Regions from separate parts of the Homo sapiens genome. Here region 1 is linked to region 2. The links are chromatin loops, found by intact Hi-C in ENCODE. Cell type or tissue: endothelial cell of umbilical vein. All regions are shown on one strand.

What was found. Peaks named below come from ENCODE experiments on the same cell type or tissue, not always from the same donor. Only the 100,000 strongest peaks of a DNase experiment are listed, where the experiment ranks them.
Region 1: a loop joins it to region 2, with 5 times the contacts of the local background. A loop is called at or near these places in 15 of 110 quality-filtered maps.

Annotation. Positions count from the first base shown.
Region 1 is chr14:95,437,981-95,445,980 of GRCh38, reverse strand. SYNE3 (spectrin repeat containing nuclear envelope family member 3) reads left to right here. Exons shown (of 18, transcript NM_152592.6): 9 at 1-72; 10 at 1,353-1,496; 11 at 2,692-2,826; 12 at 5,906-6,067; 13 at 6,197-6,369; 14 at 6,819-6,948. Among named protein-coding and RNA genes, the nearest start is that of SYNE3-AS1, 74 kb to the left of the region's middle. RefSeq lists an enhancer at 6,225-7,424. In endothelial cell of umbilical vein, a CTCF peak has its summit at 3,298 (motif pointing left); a DNase peak (open chromatin) is centred at 3,280.
Region 2 is chr14:95,769,673-95,777,672 of GRCh38, reverse strand. LOC105370644 (a long non-coding RNA gene) reads left to right here and starts at 2,719. Exons shown (of 3, transcript XR_944178.2): 1 at 2,719-2,807; 2 at 2,937-3,259; 3 at 5,821-6,102. RefSeq lists a silencer at 6,573-6,756. In endothelial cell of umbilical vein, a CTCF peak has its summit at 3,151 (motif pointing right); a DNase peak (open chromatin) is centred at 3,162.

The DNA of each region.
Region 1 (8,000 bases), 330 kb after region 2:
CAGGTGGCAGGTTCCATGAGGGACAGAGACCTGCTGCATAACAGCCTCCTGCAGAGGAAAAGCAAACTGCAGGTGTGCAGCACCAGGCATCTGCTCGGGACTTGGCTTGGCCACGGGGCTGGAGCACCCACTGGGGAGGCAGATGGCCTTATGTTCTAAACTCAGCTCTGCCGCTTGCCACTGTGTGGCCCTGGGTGTATCCCTTTGTCCCTGACCATCTCAGCCTCCTCATGTGTAAACTGGGTAGGATTCTTGCATGGTCCCTCTAACTGGTTTCCTAGCCACCACCTGTCTGCCTCCCAGCCCTGTCCCCAAACCCCCTGCAATCAAATTGAATCCAGTCCAGTCTTCTGCAGAGAGTGACAGGAGGGTCAAATAAGAAAATGGTGATAAAAGTCCTTGTAAAATTTAAACCACCCTGGAGCTGGAAGCTCATATTAGTGACACATTTCAAAATGACTACACTACATCAATGACATGGCATGGCATGTTGTGGACAGCTTATTCTTTTAGGTAACAAATGTTTGCTGAGCATCTAATGATGATGACAATAATAACTATGATCTATGGGGCACTGGCTATGGGCCAGGGCATTGCTAAGAGCTCCAGATCCTTGATCTTATCTAATCCACATAAGAGCACTATGAGGGAGGTACTGTTATTTTTCTCGTTTTACACACGAGGACACTGAAGCAGAATGGTCAAGAAGGTGGCTCATGGTCCATATGGGGTACAGCCAGGACCCAGCCCATGATTTCAGCTCCCGTGCATGTTCCCTCCATCCACAGGGCCTGGTGCAGTTCTAGGAGCTGGGGGGATGAAGAAAGGAAGCCAAGGTCTTCACCCTCAAACACTCACAGCTTTTGCTGGTAGACACAAATAAGTAGGCAATTACTAGAAGACATCAAAGTGCTGTTTTACAGCAAGGGTTGGCAGACTGTTTCTGTGAAGGGCCAGACAGTGAAGGTTTTAGAGTCTGCAGGGCAGGCAGTCGCTGTCGCAGCTCCTCAGCACCACCACTGCAGCTATAAATGTATGGGCATGGCTGGGTTCCTATAAAACTTTATTTACAAAAACAGGCCTCTGGTGGGATTTGGTCGGTGGGTGGAGGGGTGTAGCTTGCCCCAGTTCTGGAGGGATGTGGCCAAAGTGTTCTGTGAGGACGCTGTAGTGACCCTAAGGAGAGGCACCCAACTCCATCAGGGCTCAGGGAAGGCTTCCTGGAGGGGGTGGCGCCTGAATGAGCATGAGCTGGCCGAGACGAAGAGCAGCCTGGCTGAACGGGTCGGGTCTCACAACACGGTGCTCATGAGGAACGCTCTTAATGTGCACACTGTCCTGTGTCTCTGCAGAGCCTGCTCGCTCAGCACAAAGACTTTGGAGCAGCTTTTGAGCCCCTGCAGAGGAAGCTCTTGGACCTCCAGGTCAGGGTCCAAGCCGAGAAGGGGCTTCAGCGGGACCTTCCTGGAAAACAGGCCCAGCTCTCAAGGTTGCAGGTGAGGGGTCTGTGAGGCCTGAATCACTCCTGCCCAGGTGCTCAGCTGCACCTGGAAGCAGCGTCTCCCTCTAGCAGTAACCAGCAAAGCAACAGCTGCCGTGAGCCAGAAATTTAGACCCTTAGTTGAGATCTGACCTTTCACCTCAACAGAACCTCTGCTTATTTATCTGATGGTTCCTGACCTCAAACAACTGAGTCTTGAGCTCAGCAAAATGACAAACTGTCTTTCTGTTTACTCCTCAGTTCCAAAGTCTAACATTGGTATTTGTTTTTAGAATTGCTTTGCTAAGTATTCTTAATGAGTCCAGAGGTGTTCAGTTAAACCAACTTTGGGATTAAGAATAAATGTTCTGAAACGTGGACTGTAAGTAGGCTGACCGTTGATCATTGTTGGCTGGATAAGGAACTTGATGGTTTTTTAAAATGCGCGTGATACAATAGTTCTCTCTTTAAAACCCAAGCACAGCTCATACATAAATTGAGAGTGTTCTCTAGAAGACATTAAAAATAGTGCATTTTAGGCCGGGAGCGGTGGCTCACGCCTGTAATCCCAGCACTTTGGGAGGTGAGCAGATTGCCTGACTTTAGGATTTTGAGATCAGCCTGGGCAACATGGTGAAACCCTGTCTCTACTTAAAATAAAAAATTTTTTTTAAAAAAGCAAAAAATTTAGCCAGGCGTGGTGGCGGGAATCTGTAACCCCAGCTACTTGGGAGGCCGAGGCACCAGAATCACTTGAACCCAGGAGGCAGAGGTTGCAGTGAGCCCACATTGTGCCACTGTGCTCCAGCCTGGGCGACAGAGTGAGACTCTGTCTCCAAAAAAAGAAAAAAAATAGTGCATTTTGGGTTTTAAAACTAAAATTGGGACGTGTTTCCTCATAATGAGAGGTGGTCATCAAGTATGAGTCCCAATGTGAGTTTGTCCCCAGAGATGCCATCTGTCTTGTAGCAGAGTTTATTTTCATGGTGTCCCAGAATATTTTTGTCTGATTTTTAAAATCTCTCCAGCCCTGAGAGTGGGCCCATCAGACCAGCCATGTGGTTGGTACTTCCGCTGGTATGAAAGAGCCCCACCGCCTTGGGGAATTCACCCCTCCCAGGCTCTCCCACTCAGAGGCTCTGCCCTGATCGGCCACCCCAAGGGAGGGAGAGGTGGGAAGATTAGCCTACCTGTTCCCTTCTCTACTGCAGGGGCTGCAGGAAGAGGGGCTGGACTTGGGGGCACAGATGGAGGCTGCAAGGCCTCTGGTCCAGGAGAACCCCAACCACCAGCACAAAATGGACCAGCTTTCCTCCGACTTCCAGGCCCTGCAGAGGTCTCTGGAGGTAAGGGGCTGGCAGAAGGGCCTGTGCTTTGACAGAGAGCCGGCCCCTGTCATCCAACACGCCTGGGGCCTTTCTTCCCCTTTCCTGCCTTCATTCCTTCTAACCTCTCTTTTTTCTTTCTCCCTGTTTTCTTCCCTTCCTCATTCATACAACAGACAATTATTGAGCACCTCCCATATGCCAGGCAGTGTTCTAGGTGGCCCTAAGGATGGAGGTAGCAGAGCATGACAGCCCAGGCCCCTGCTCTCCTGGGAGTTACGCCCCAGTTGGGTAGATGGACAATTAATCATCAAGCAAACAAGCCAATGCACAATTACATATTGAGATTAGGGCCAAGCGGCAAAAGAAGAGAGCAGGCTGCTGAGATCCTTAGGCAGCCCAGAACACAGGCGGCCTCGGGTCCCTTGCAGCCTGCACAAGGCCTGGAGGCCACAGAGCTTCATCGCCAGTGCCCTCTAGTGGCCACCTCAGCTCTTTCTAGGGTTTGTCCAGGATTCAGTCCCCTTCCAGCAGTAGGGATGGAACTCAAAGCTCCTTCAAAACTGGCCTGAGGACAAGTGGAAATGCAGACTCCAGGCCCCACTGTGACACTGATTCAGATGGAGTCCTGGGTCTGCCGTTGTAACAAGCCCTGAGGAGTATAAAGCAGGGTCTCTGGTGCTCACACCTCAAGAAAACCCAGTGAGGCAGTGAGAGCTCTCCCTCCTACCTGACATTGCACGCCCTATTTCATACCAAACATTCCTAACCTCCTCTTTACACTCCTGAAATTCATAGGGAATATACCCACCCAGGAAATAGAAAAGAGAAATCAAAGGAAAGTAATTATAATACAATATTGTCCAATATGTAAGTACTCCCAGATGGCCACACTCAAGACATAAGGAGGTGGTCAGAACGTGCCCTCCCTGTGTGACAGCCGCAAATGCTGTGTCAGGTGGCACAACCATCACGGCCTCTAGTGATGTGGTTTTCTGAAATGGGAACAACGCTTGATAGCACTTTGATCAAACCCAAGAGCAGTCTTCCATCCACTTACACAAAGGGTGCAGCTCTAGAGAAGTCAGTATGTTTGTTAAAACTGCAAAATCTTCCTTGTGTTTGTGTGTTGATTGGAGTGACAGTCTGAGCTCAGGTCATGCCAAGCAGGTTTTTTACTGCTGTAGATATTAGGAGGACATGAGAAAATCGTGTGGGATGTGGGCAAATTCTGCATTTGTGGACTATCCACCCCAGGGTGGAATGCGAGCACCCATCCCTCTCACTCCACCTAGTATCACCCTCACCACCTCTATCGCAGCAACTGCAAACCCTCCCCACCAGTTTCCAGGACATAAGGCATCACCTGTGGAGCCCCATTGGTGTAAGTGACGATTAATGTCTGGTTGAATTCATTTAATTACATTCAATAAACTAGCAGTTAGTAGTTTCAAGGTCGAGGCAGTAGAGAAATAGGACACACTGTCCTCACTCCTCAGGAGCCCATAGAAACCCGTAGAAGCAGCAAAAGTCTCCTAATACCTCCATCCAAATGATGGGCTAGATTAGTCGTTACGAGAAGCAGCGTTAACTGAGCATCACTCGGTGTTGCAAAATGATGATATTCCAATTCTTATTGATTGTTTATATTCTTCTTTAAAGAGAAATTGCCCTTTTATTATTTTGGTACCCAGTGCTTGTTAATCTAATATGTCCTTCCCCACAGCGAGGCAGTCTCTGTGTCCCCCTGGGGGGCAGGTATCTGATGTTGGAGATCACAGCTCTATGTACGGGAAGCCCTTGGAGGCGTCTGGTCTAATGTTGGCACACAGGGACCAGGAGGGGACAGTGGTAGGGACAACTCAGAGAAGTGGAGTTTTAGATAACTTCTCAGGCCCTCATTGATGGCTCACTGAGGACAGAGGCAGCAGTCTCCCCAGCCCCTGGTATGGGCCTGGTATCCAGCGATCTCAGTCAGTGTCTGTGGAATGTAGAAGGCAGGGCCTATGGTAGCCCTGCAGAGAGTCATGATGACCTTATTCAAGGAACACAGCTGGAATGGGAACGGCAGGCCCTGGGGTCTGACTGGTTCATGGCAGGCTATGTAAAGAAAGCTCCAAGGGTCTCAGGCTGGGTGGCCAGAGGCATAGAGAATGGCTGCCCTTCTGGGGACAGTGTCCACCTTTCCTGGTGACAGAGAGCTGAACAATAGATTGGCCCAGGAAACAGTACTCAGGAAAAAGAACAAAGAAAGACTGAACGTGAATATCTGAGTGTGCAGCTCGATTACTTTTTTTAAAAATTAAATGCATCTGTGTTACCAGCACCCAACTAAAACACAGAATATTACCAGCCTCCCAAAGCCTCTGTGCCTGCGGTCATGCCCAGCTCACCATTCCCGACCCTCAAGGGGGGCTCTGACTTCATGCTTCCCGCAACATAGCTTGGGCTTGCCTGATGTTATCCTTCATTTAAATTGAATTGGACAGAATGTTTTCTTTTGTGCCTGGCCTTTAGCTCTCCAGATGATGGTTGTAAATTCATCTGCTGTATTGCATGTGGTTATAGACTGTTCATTCTTGCTGCTGTAAAACATTCCATTGTGTGAATATACCACCGTGTATTTATTCATTCTACTCTTGATGGGCACTTGGATAGTTTCCAACTTGGGGCTGTCACATGTATGACCTTGGGTGAGGATATGTTCCCATTTCTGGGACATACACCGGGAGTGGAATGGCTGGGCCATCAGCTACAGCCACGTTCCATTTGGGTAGATTCTGACCCGTGGTTTCCACAAGTGGTTGAGCCAATTTACACTTGGATCAGTGGTGGACAGGAGATCCAATTTCCCCCACCCTCACCTAGACTTGGTCGTTTTCCTAAAAGTAAGATAGGCTTTAAACCAGATTTGATCTTCCAAGGGTAAATTCCTTGTGCTGTGTGGAGGGAAGGGCCAGCCCAGCCTCTTGTGGTGCTACTTGGTGGGGAGCCCTGGGGTCCCCAGCGGGTGTGAGAGCCCTGCAGGGTGGGGGTGGTGCGGGGGTCTCCCCCTCGGCCAGCACTCAGGATGCCCTGGGCTCCCCGGGCTGTGCTGCAGGACCTTGTGGACAGGTGTCGGCAGAGTGTGCAGGAGCACTGCACCTTCAGCCACCAGCTGCTGGAGCTGCGGCAGTGGATCGTTGTGACCACGCAAAAGCTGGAGGCACACCGGGGAGAGGCGGGCCCGGGGGATGCCGAGTCCCAAGAGGCCGAGTTTGAGGTAAGGCGGTGGTTCCCTCACCCACTTCCCAAAGAAGCAGCCTTGACAGGCCAACGTTCCCACACCAAGGAGCAGAAACCTCCCTCCACCCTCACCGTGTGTGTGTCTGTGTGTCCGTGTGTCCTTTAGAGGCTGGTGGCAGAATTCCCGGAGAAGGAGGCCCAGCTGTCCCTGGTGGAAGCGCAGGGCTGGCTGGTGATGGAGAAGTCTTCTCCGGAGGGTGCTGCCGTGGTGCAGGAGGAGCTCAGGGAGCTGGCAGAGTCGTGGCGGGCCTTGAGGCTGCTGGAAGAAAGTCTGCTGAGGTGAGAGTGCCTCCTAGGCTCTGAGCGTTGTCTGGGACACTGCCCCTTCTCACTCAGGGACACTCAGGTGCTCGTGGAGCAGAGGGCCAGGGTGCTGCCCAGTGTGGAGCCAGGGGCCGTGGGCACCTTCACACTTTGGCCCAGTTGGCTATTCTAGCAGGAGCAGGAGGAGCCAGGAAATGTCCCCGTCTTGGGAGTTAGCCTCCAGTCTATACTGGCTTGAGCCTCAGTTTCCCCATCTGCATCTATGGGCGTACGCACGTTCATGACAGGTTACTCTGAGTTTAAAGTCAGAAACCGGATGTGAGCATGCCTCAGGAACATTCTCACAAACTTCAGTGGGGGGCACTGACTCGTGACCCGTGGTTCCCCAATTCTATTACTTTTCCCATGTCCTGGTGGGTCCCCACCACATCTCTGCATTGACTGGGCTGAGTTTGTCTTCTCAGCCTCATCAGAAACTGGCATCTGCAGAGGATGGAAGTGGATTCGGGGAAGAAAATGGTTTTCACCAACAACATCCCAAAGTCAGGATTTCTCATCAATCCCATGGATCCTATTCCCAGGCATCGTCGACGCGTGAGTCTGTCTAGCAGGGCTGTGGGAGAAGGGGCCAGGCCCCAGGTCAAGAGGTGGGTAGGGGTCTCCAGCACAGGCCCCTCCCTGTCTGGGGCAACATGCTCTGCTCTGAGGACTTGGCCACGTCCTGTCTCATTTGAGCCTGCCCCAGCTGTGGCCAAAGAGCATTTGATCCTACTCCACAGAGGACCTCAGAGATCCCAGAGTCTGCAGAGCCAGGCCACCAGGGCAGTAGGGGTATCCCTTAGCCAGTCAGATACTCACCTCTGTGAGCCACTAGCAGCAGCTCCTGCAGGGAAGAGAGTGTCGGGGCTGAAAGCTTCCTGCTGGCCCCAGATTGGAAACCGAAACCATACAAGATGGGAAAACTTTTCTGCCATGTTTCATCCATCCCTTACTGCCTCTAAACAAACTTGAGCTTTGTGGAAAAGAAAGTTATTCCTTGTTATTCAAATACATCAAATTATTCATTTTCCCATTCATTCTTTCATCCACTCCTCCATTTGCTGAGTGCTACTTTGTTCCAAGAACTGTGCTCAGAGCTAGGATACAGCCGTGAGTAACGCTTCTGACCCTCAGAGAATTTGGAATCCGGCATAGAGCTTTTCAGTGGGCACACAGCCTTGTATTAAAATGCAGGTTCTGGGCTGGGTATGGTGAGCTACACCTACAATCTCAGAACTTTGGGAGGCTGGGAGGCCAAGGCAGGAGGATTGCTTGAGGTCAGGAGTTTGAGACAAGCCTGGGCAAGATAGCAAGACCCCATTTCTATAAAAAATATTTAAAAATTAACTGGACATGGTGGTGTGCTCCTGTAGTTCCAGCTACTCAGGGGCCTGAGGTGGGAGGATCACTTGAGCCCAGGAGTTTGAGGCTGCAGGGAGCTGTGATTGTGCCACTGCACTCCAGCCTGGTGACAAAGCAAGACCCCATTTCAATCAATCAATCAATCAACAAAAAATAATGAAATAAGATAAAATGCAGACTCTGAGTTAGTAGATCTGGCTAGGGCCCACAATTCGATTCTGCATTTCTAACAAGCTCTCGGGATA
Region 2 (8,000 bases):
ATACTAGAGGCTTGCTGGAGAACCACAAAGGAAGGATAGAAATGTTTTTATAAAAAAGATGACATTTGCATTGAGCCTTGGTGGTGAATTCTAAGTTCTCCAGGCCCAGGGGGAGGAAGGGCACTCCAGACAGAGAGAAGAGCATAGCAAAGCGGCAGAGCCCTGGTGGTGCCCACGTCTGCTGTGCAGTGGGCAGGAGCACAGGGCCCAGGCAAGCAGCTGGAGAGTAGATGGGGGCCAGACTCAGGAGGGCTCTTCTGTCAGGAGAGCAGCCGTGCCACCCACACACTCCCTGAGACTGGTGTCAGGTGCAAGGTAGGCCTGGGCTGGGAGCCTCAGATCAGCCAGAGATCCATTTCGCTTTCTATACAGGGATTTCATCATGAGAGACTGAGAGGAACACAGCTTGAATAGCAATGAGGGCCTTACCTCCTTTTGTGCACAGCAGGCAAGGCTGTGCCCTGCACACCAGGGCCTGGGCTGGGGGAGCTGGACCCCTGGAGACTGAGGCCCCTGCCTTCCCCATCTTACTCATTCTCACAACTAGTACCCCTTTCTCATTAATTACCTAATAATTGTTTGAATGTCTGACGCCAGGTGAGCCATCCACCAATTAAAGCCAAGGAAAGCCTGCAGCCCCCCAGGTGGTCGAGGGAAGCACCTCTGGGGAAAGGCCCGGCCTGGCAGGCAGGATCTGTGAGCTGCATTCAGCTTCACTCTTCACCACCTGCCTTTCTGGGATCCCAGTTCCATCCTCTGAGGAATTACAGCCTTGGGCTGTTTACTGCCAGTCATGTCCAGGCTCTCAAGGTCTACTCTAAGTCCAAGTCCAGACTTCTGTAGATCTTCAGCCTGAAAAAGGTTTTCTTCCTTTTCTACCCCAGAGACACAAAACCCTTAGAAGCAGCAAAAGCACAATGAGAAATTGCAGAAAGGAAACTGGGTATCACTTCTGGCTAATGTTGGAGTTTCTCTTCCCCACCCATGTTCAGGATAAATGACAGGAAAAGGGCAGAGGCATCAGGCAGACGGGGGAGACAAAACCTCCGTTGAAAAAAGTAAGGTTGGGGCAAGTGGCTTAGTTGCATGGGTCCCTAAAATTTTACCTCTGAATCAGACACCTGTGCCTACCCAGCTCTAAAAGAGGACCCAGAAAGGGCTGATCCCAACATGCCCAGTTCCTTCTCCCAGGCTCACCAGTTCGGTAAATGCTGCCACCTTTCTTGGGAAGGTGTGAGTAAGGTGAAGAGTGTGTGGCAGAAAGAGACCAAGGGTGTCGCCCTAGTGGAGGTCCTTCCACATGGAAACATAAGGAGTAGGGGAAAAATATCCCCCCTATAAGAGCTAGTAATGATAATAATGAATAACACATATTGAAGGCTGAATGTGCCAGACTCTAAAAGTGTATTGTTTTGTTTCCTCAAGACCATTTCATGAGGTAGGTAGTGGAGAAACTGAGGCACAGAAAATGTCACTGGCCCAAAGGTCACACGCCAGGTGATATAATTTGGAATGTGTGTCCCCACCCAAATCTCATATTGAAATGTAACCCCCAATGTTGAAGGTAGGGCCTGGTGGGAGGGGATTGGGTCATCGGGGCAGATTTCTCATGAATAGTTTAGTACCATCCCCTGTGGTACTGTCCTCGCGACAGTGAGTGAGTTCTCATGAGATCTGGTTATTTAAATACGTGTGGCACCTTCCCTCACCTCCCTTGCTCCTGCTTTCGCAATGTGATGTGCCTACCCCACCTTTGCCTTCTGCCATGATTGGAAACTTCCTGAGGCCTCCCCAGAAGCAGAAGCTGCCATGCTTCCTGTACAGCCTGCAGAACCATGAGCCAACCAAACCTCTTTTCTCATACATTATCCAGTCTCAGGTATTTCTTTATAGCAATGCCACAACGAACTAACATACCTGGCGAGTGTCAGGTAGTGAGACTGCACAGCTCTCTTTCCTGACCATTCACTCTAGACCAGCTCTCTCCTGACAGCTGGGGGACCTGGCGCAAGGCTCTTGACCTCACCATGTCTTGGGTCTCTCACCTGCAGAGTCATGGCAGTCCCCAGAGCATGGGGTTTGGTGAAGATCGTGCCCCGGATGTACTTCTATTTTGAACTTACTCAGGTTGGAGAGGCTGGATAATGTAGTGAGAGGGGCATAATGTGGTGGAATCAACCAGGAGGTTCAATTTCTTTCCCCTCAAAAAGGACCATAATAGGCCGGGCGCGGTGACTCATGCCTGTAATCCCAGCACTTTGGGAGGCCGAGGCAGGTGGATCACCTAAGGTTGGGAGTTCGCGACCAGCCTGACCAACATGGAGAAACCCCATCTCTACTGAAAATACAAAAAATTAGCCAGGCATGGTGGCTCATGCCTGTAATCCCAGCTACTCAGGAGGCTGAGGCAGGAGAATCGATTGAACCTGGGAGGCGGAGGTTGCAGTGAGCTGAGATTGTGCCGTTGCACTCCAGCCTGGGTAACAAGAGCAAAACTCCGTCTTAAAAAAAAAAAAAAGGTCATAATATCTACGTCATGCAGACAGACCAACGTCCGCGGTGTAGACCTACATCTACAGCACAGGAGTCTTATGAGTTAAAGCTGCGCAATGCGTAATAGCTGTTGTTTTGTTGCCGCTGCTGTCATAATTGCCTTGGGGTCTCCTGCCCTCCTTCCGCCACTAGACTCTGGTTTTTGTCTCCCAGAACCATCGCAATGTCTGGCATGTAACAGCCGCTAGATGAGTATGAGGTGGGGTGGATAGGCGTTACTTCTTCCTCGCCGCCCACCTTCCCACACCGCCCAGGTGAGCTCTCCAGGCCCTGTTAGCGTCCCGAATTTCCCTGTTAGTGTCCTGTTAGCATCCTGAATTTCCACTTAGAAGAGCACTCACTACTCTTGAAATAGATTGTTGAATTTTTGCTTTCCCTGCCAGATTATCAACACCATTAATGGAGGGCTGTGACTTTCTCATTCACCATTTACACCCACCCGTGGTACCATGGCGGGAATATGGAACTCACTCAATGGATGTCTATAAGATGGATGAACGAGAAAATGAATTGAGTGAGCGAGTGGATGATTTCACAGAACTGCTGTGTCCCGGACCAAATACAGGATCAAACCTTGACCCTGTGCAATTCCAGATATGACCAACAGAGGGTGCACTGCTCTGAGGTTCATAAAGATAACGCGATTTCTGTCCTTAAAGCTTGAAAACCAGCTGAGTGACTGATGCTATCCGGCACGTGGCTTCAGGTAATGCCCGGTTTAATGGCCTCAGTTGAAGCTGCCGACTTTCCACAGCTGAGCTCCCAGCCAAGCTGGGGCAGTAAGACAGCTTTGTTAGGGCTAAAAAGCCTTTTCTGTATTTCGAAGATGTAGGTACAATCCCAGTAAGGCATTCAATGGCATAATTTTATTGGCAGAGTTAGCGTATATTTTAATCAGGCATTAAAGATGGTGGGACTCACACTGGCCTGGAAATCCTGATTCTGTGCTCACCTGTATAAAACCTTGAACAAGGGGTTTCCTCATTCATTCACCCACTCATTTCATTTATTGGACAAACTTTTTCTGAGTGTGAAGTATGCCAAAAGCACAGGAATATTTGAGTTGAAAAGTCAAGTCCTTGTCCTTAGAGAGCTCAGAGATAAAAGGGGTATGATAGGCATGAAACAGACATTTCAACACCAGAGCCATCATACAGACTGTGTCAAATGGCACAGAGGCACAGAGAAGGAGCACCCAATTCATCCCAGGAGATGCGGTCAGGAAACAGCTCTAGGAAGAGGTGGCCTTCAAGCTTTGTCTGAAAGGATGGGTGAATGAACAGGTGCAGGGATGGAGTCCCTGGCAGGAGGACCAGCAAGAGCAAACGCAGGGAGGCTTGGAGGCGTGCGTCTTGCTTGAAGAAGTGCACTAAGGGCAGTTAGTGTGCAAAGTATTCATGCACGGACCAGATAAGGGCCTTTTGTACTGAGAGCAGAGGCCCTACTTCATCCAGATGGCAAAAGAGAACTTTTGAAGGATTTTAAGCAGGGAGCTGACAGGGCCAGTGTTGTATTTTGAAAGATCACTCTGTTGACCAAGCAGGCAATTGGGATGGAAGGTGGCTGGTGGGAGGAGGCCTCTCTGAGCTCAGTTTTCTCACCTGAGATGTCTGAGAGTGGAAGAAGATGGCCTAGAAACTTCCTTTGGGTTCAATGTTCTGTTTTTTCCACACACAGATATAGACACTTTAGTCCTTCAGCGTGAACAGAGGTTATCAGAAACACATCACAACTGGGGGTTGAGGGGGAAAGGTTTCCAGCAAGCTGGGGTCTAAAAATACCATGATCTAACTGGGTCTGTCTGTCACCCACTACTTCAGTGGGTCTGATGCGGTGTCAAGAAGCTGTTGTCTGTATCTGTCTGCAGCCCTAGTTAAGAAAAGCCTGCAGGAAGCAATTAAGAAGGGAAGATGCCACTCACCTTGGACGGGTGTCCCGCTGAGGCACTCTGCAGTTAACAAAGTGTCTAACAAAGTGTCCAAAGGCAGAACTCGAAGTCAGACACTTTCCTGGAGTTGTCCCTGACCTTCAGAAAATGGGACCACTGTGGCCTTTGTGGAACCTACGTTCTCCTGGTAATGCCAAGGAAAGAACCCAGAAAGAAATGCTCTCTATTCCTCATCCCAGGAGCCCCATGCCCAGGAGGGTTCCGTTTTGCTCATGAGGCAAGAGCAGAGGAGACAGGGAGATTTATGAGAAAGGGACACAGTCCTTCACAGGCAAGTTCACCAGATACAGATGGCAGAAAAAGTGTTCCTGGAAGAGGAAACAGCTTAGATAATGATCTCGAGTCAGGAATCGTACTAACCTAATGCGATTGTGTTGGGACAGGTCTTGAGCGTTGCTTTTTCAGTAATTGGAGACATCTCTAATGTCAAAGGGGACAGCCTGGGAGACTGCTCAGGTCTCGATGTTATATTGACAAGACTGGCAGGACTGGTATCAATGAGGGATTTCCTAGTCCTTGCAATACTGTAAACATTCACCTATAAAACCCCCTGGGTGGCCGGGTGCGGTGGCTCACGCCTGTAATCCCAGCACTTTGGGAGGCCGAGGCAGGCGGATCATGAGGTCAGGAAATCGAGACCATCCTGGCTAACATGGTGAAACCCTGCCTCTATTAAAAATACAAAAAAAAAAAAATTAGCCGGGCGTGGTGGCGGGCGCCTGCAGTCCCAGCTACTCGAGAGACTGAGGCAGGAGAATGGCATGAACCCGGGAGGCAGAGCTTGCAGTGAGCCAAGATAGCGCCACTGCACTCCAGCCTGGGCGACAGAGCGAGAATCCGTCTCAAAAAAAAAAAAACCCTGGGCCTGCCAGTGGTTATTTGTATGTGCACATTGATTTTAAAAACTTATAAGGGTATATGCAGTTTGAAACTATGTACGTGCATTTAAAAATACGTAAGACAGTGCTGTAAATTGTTTAGGTATTTATCCTTAAACCATGAAAGTCTGGGCAGGAAGACTGTATGCCAACTTCGATACAGAGGCAACCTCTGGGGAGACGGAGGCAAAGGTTTTATAACATCTGCAACGTTTTTCGACAAAGAGAATATGCTATTAAATTACTTTTCTATGTGTGTTTTAAGTGTTTCATAATTGGGGATTAACATATGAAAATGGAAATCACTGACAGCAATAATAAAACTAGAGCTCTTTTCTGGAATCCATTCATTCGGGTGCTGGTTCATCAGGGCTCTGCCTTCTGCAAGCCCCACTCTCCAGTCTGCCTCTCCCCAACCCAGACCTGCTCTCTTTCACCCAGACCAGGTGGCACCTTAGAATCGAGTTGCTTTCTCCAGACGCCTGACCCATCACAGCCGTAGGCCTTCCTGAGTCTGATCGGTGCTACAGAGATGGGATTTGAGGCCTGCATTGCCACTGGGTTCACTCTGCCACCTCCTACACCATCCTGGCCCAGACCCTAATGTGGCCTTCTATCTGATTGCTGTTCCAGAAGTGGAGGAGGAGAAGCTGCCCCTCCCTGGTGTAGGATCACCTACTCACCGCGGGCTCAGGTCAGTTCTCCATGCCTCTCAGCCCTGCCTGCTTGGTCACCATCCCCAGTGGAAACCCCTCCAGGCACCCAGTTTTTTCTACCACCTCATGTTGCTCCCTGACCCAAATTTCCTCTGCTCTCCTACCTGCCCCCTTCCCCACTGTGCATTCCAGAATCCCAGCTGTAGAGCAGGAATGCCCTCTGCTCTCATGCTGCTAATAAAGACATATCTGAAACTGGGTAATTTATAAAGAAAAAGAGGTTTAATGGACTCACAGTTCCACGTGGCTGGGGAAGACTCACAATCCTGGTGGAAGATGAAAGGCACAGCTTACAAGGTGGCAGACAAGAGAGAGTGAGAGCCAAACAAAAGTGGAAACCCCTTATAAACCCATCAGATCTCATGAGCCTTATTCACTACCACGAGAACAGTATGGGGGAAACTGGCCCCATGATTCAATGATCTCCCACCAGGTCCCTCCCACAACACGTGGGAATTGTGGGAGCTACAATTCAAGATGAGATTTGGGTGGGGACACAGCCAAACCATATCACCTCTCTATCCTGAACCTCTCATTCAGCTCTCTTCATCCTCCCTGCTGAGGCTTGGCTGTCTTCCAAGGGTGCCACTTCCTGACAGGCTTCTTCTCACATGAGGGACAGACACAGGCTGAAATTCTTCTTAATCCCCACTGCTCCTCCTAGACCATTATTTCTTCAGCTTCACATACAAAGCCCGTTCTTTCAGGATCACATCCTCAGGCCAGATAGTCCTATGCTGTTCCTTCCTGCCGTTGTCTCCAAAACCCCAGACATTCTTCTTTATTTACAGAGCACTCTGGCACCTGAACGCTGCACTATGAATGCCTTTGAGTATTACAGGCTGCAAACCTGCCACTGGCTGAATCAGCCCTGCACACATTATTTATTTGTTTTTAAATAGGAATGTGTATTAGCCAGCTCAGGCTGCCATAACAAAATAGTCCAGATTGAGTGGCTTAAGCAAGAGATTTATTTTCTCATAGTCCTGGAGGATGTAAGTCTGAGGCCAGGGTGACAGTAGGATTGGTTTCTGCTGAGGGTGCTCTCTCTAGTTTGCAGATGGCCATCTTCTTGCTGTGTCCTCACATGGCCTTTTCTCTGTGTGCATGCAGGGGACGCAGGAATAGGAGAGGGAGAGGGAGAGGGAGAGGGAGGGGGAGGGAGAGAGAGAGAGAGAGAGAGAGAGAGAGAGAGAGAGAGAGAGAGAGAGACAGGGAAAATAAATGAGCTCTGTCTCTTCTTATAAAGATACTAATCCTATTAGATTAGGGCCCCCAACCCATGACCTTGTTTAACCTTAATTACTTCCTTAGAGGATCTATTTCCAAATAGAGACACACTGGGGGCCAGGGCTTTGCCCTGTGAATTCTGGGGGGATGCAAGCTGATATGGTTTGGCTCTGCATCCACACCCAAATCTCATCTCGAATTGTAATCCCCACACTCCCCACGTGTCGAGGGAGGGACCTGGTGGGAGGTGACTGGATCATGGGGGCAGTTTCTCCATGCTATTCTCGTGATAGTGAGTGAGTTCTCATGAGATCTGATGGTTTTATTAGAGGCTCTTCCCCCTTCACTCCCTCTCTCTTTCCTGCTGCCTTGTGAAGGAGATACTTGCTTCTCCTTCACCTGCCTCTGTGATTGTAAGTTTCTGGAGGCCTCCCCAATCATGCAGAACTGAGTCAATTAAACCTCCTTTCTTTATAAATTACCCAGTCTCAGAGAAGTTTTTTATTGCAGTATAAAAACAGACTAATACACAAGCATTCATTCCATAAAATAAGGTGGATGTTGTTGGGAGCAAGCTCCCCAAAGTCTGGCCATAAACTGGCCCCAAAACTGGCCATAAATAAAATCTCTGCAGCAATGCAACATGTCCATAATGGCCATAACGCTCAGGCTGGA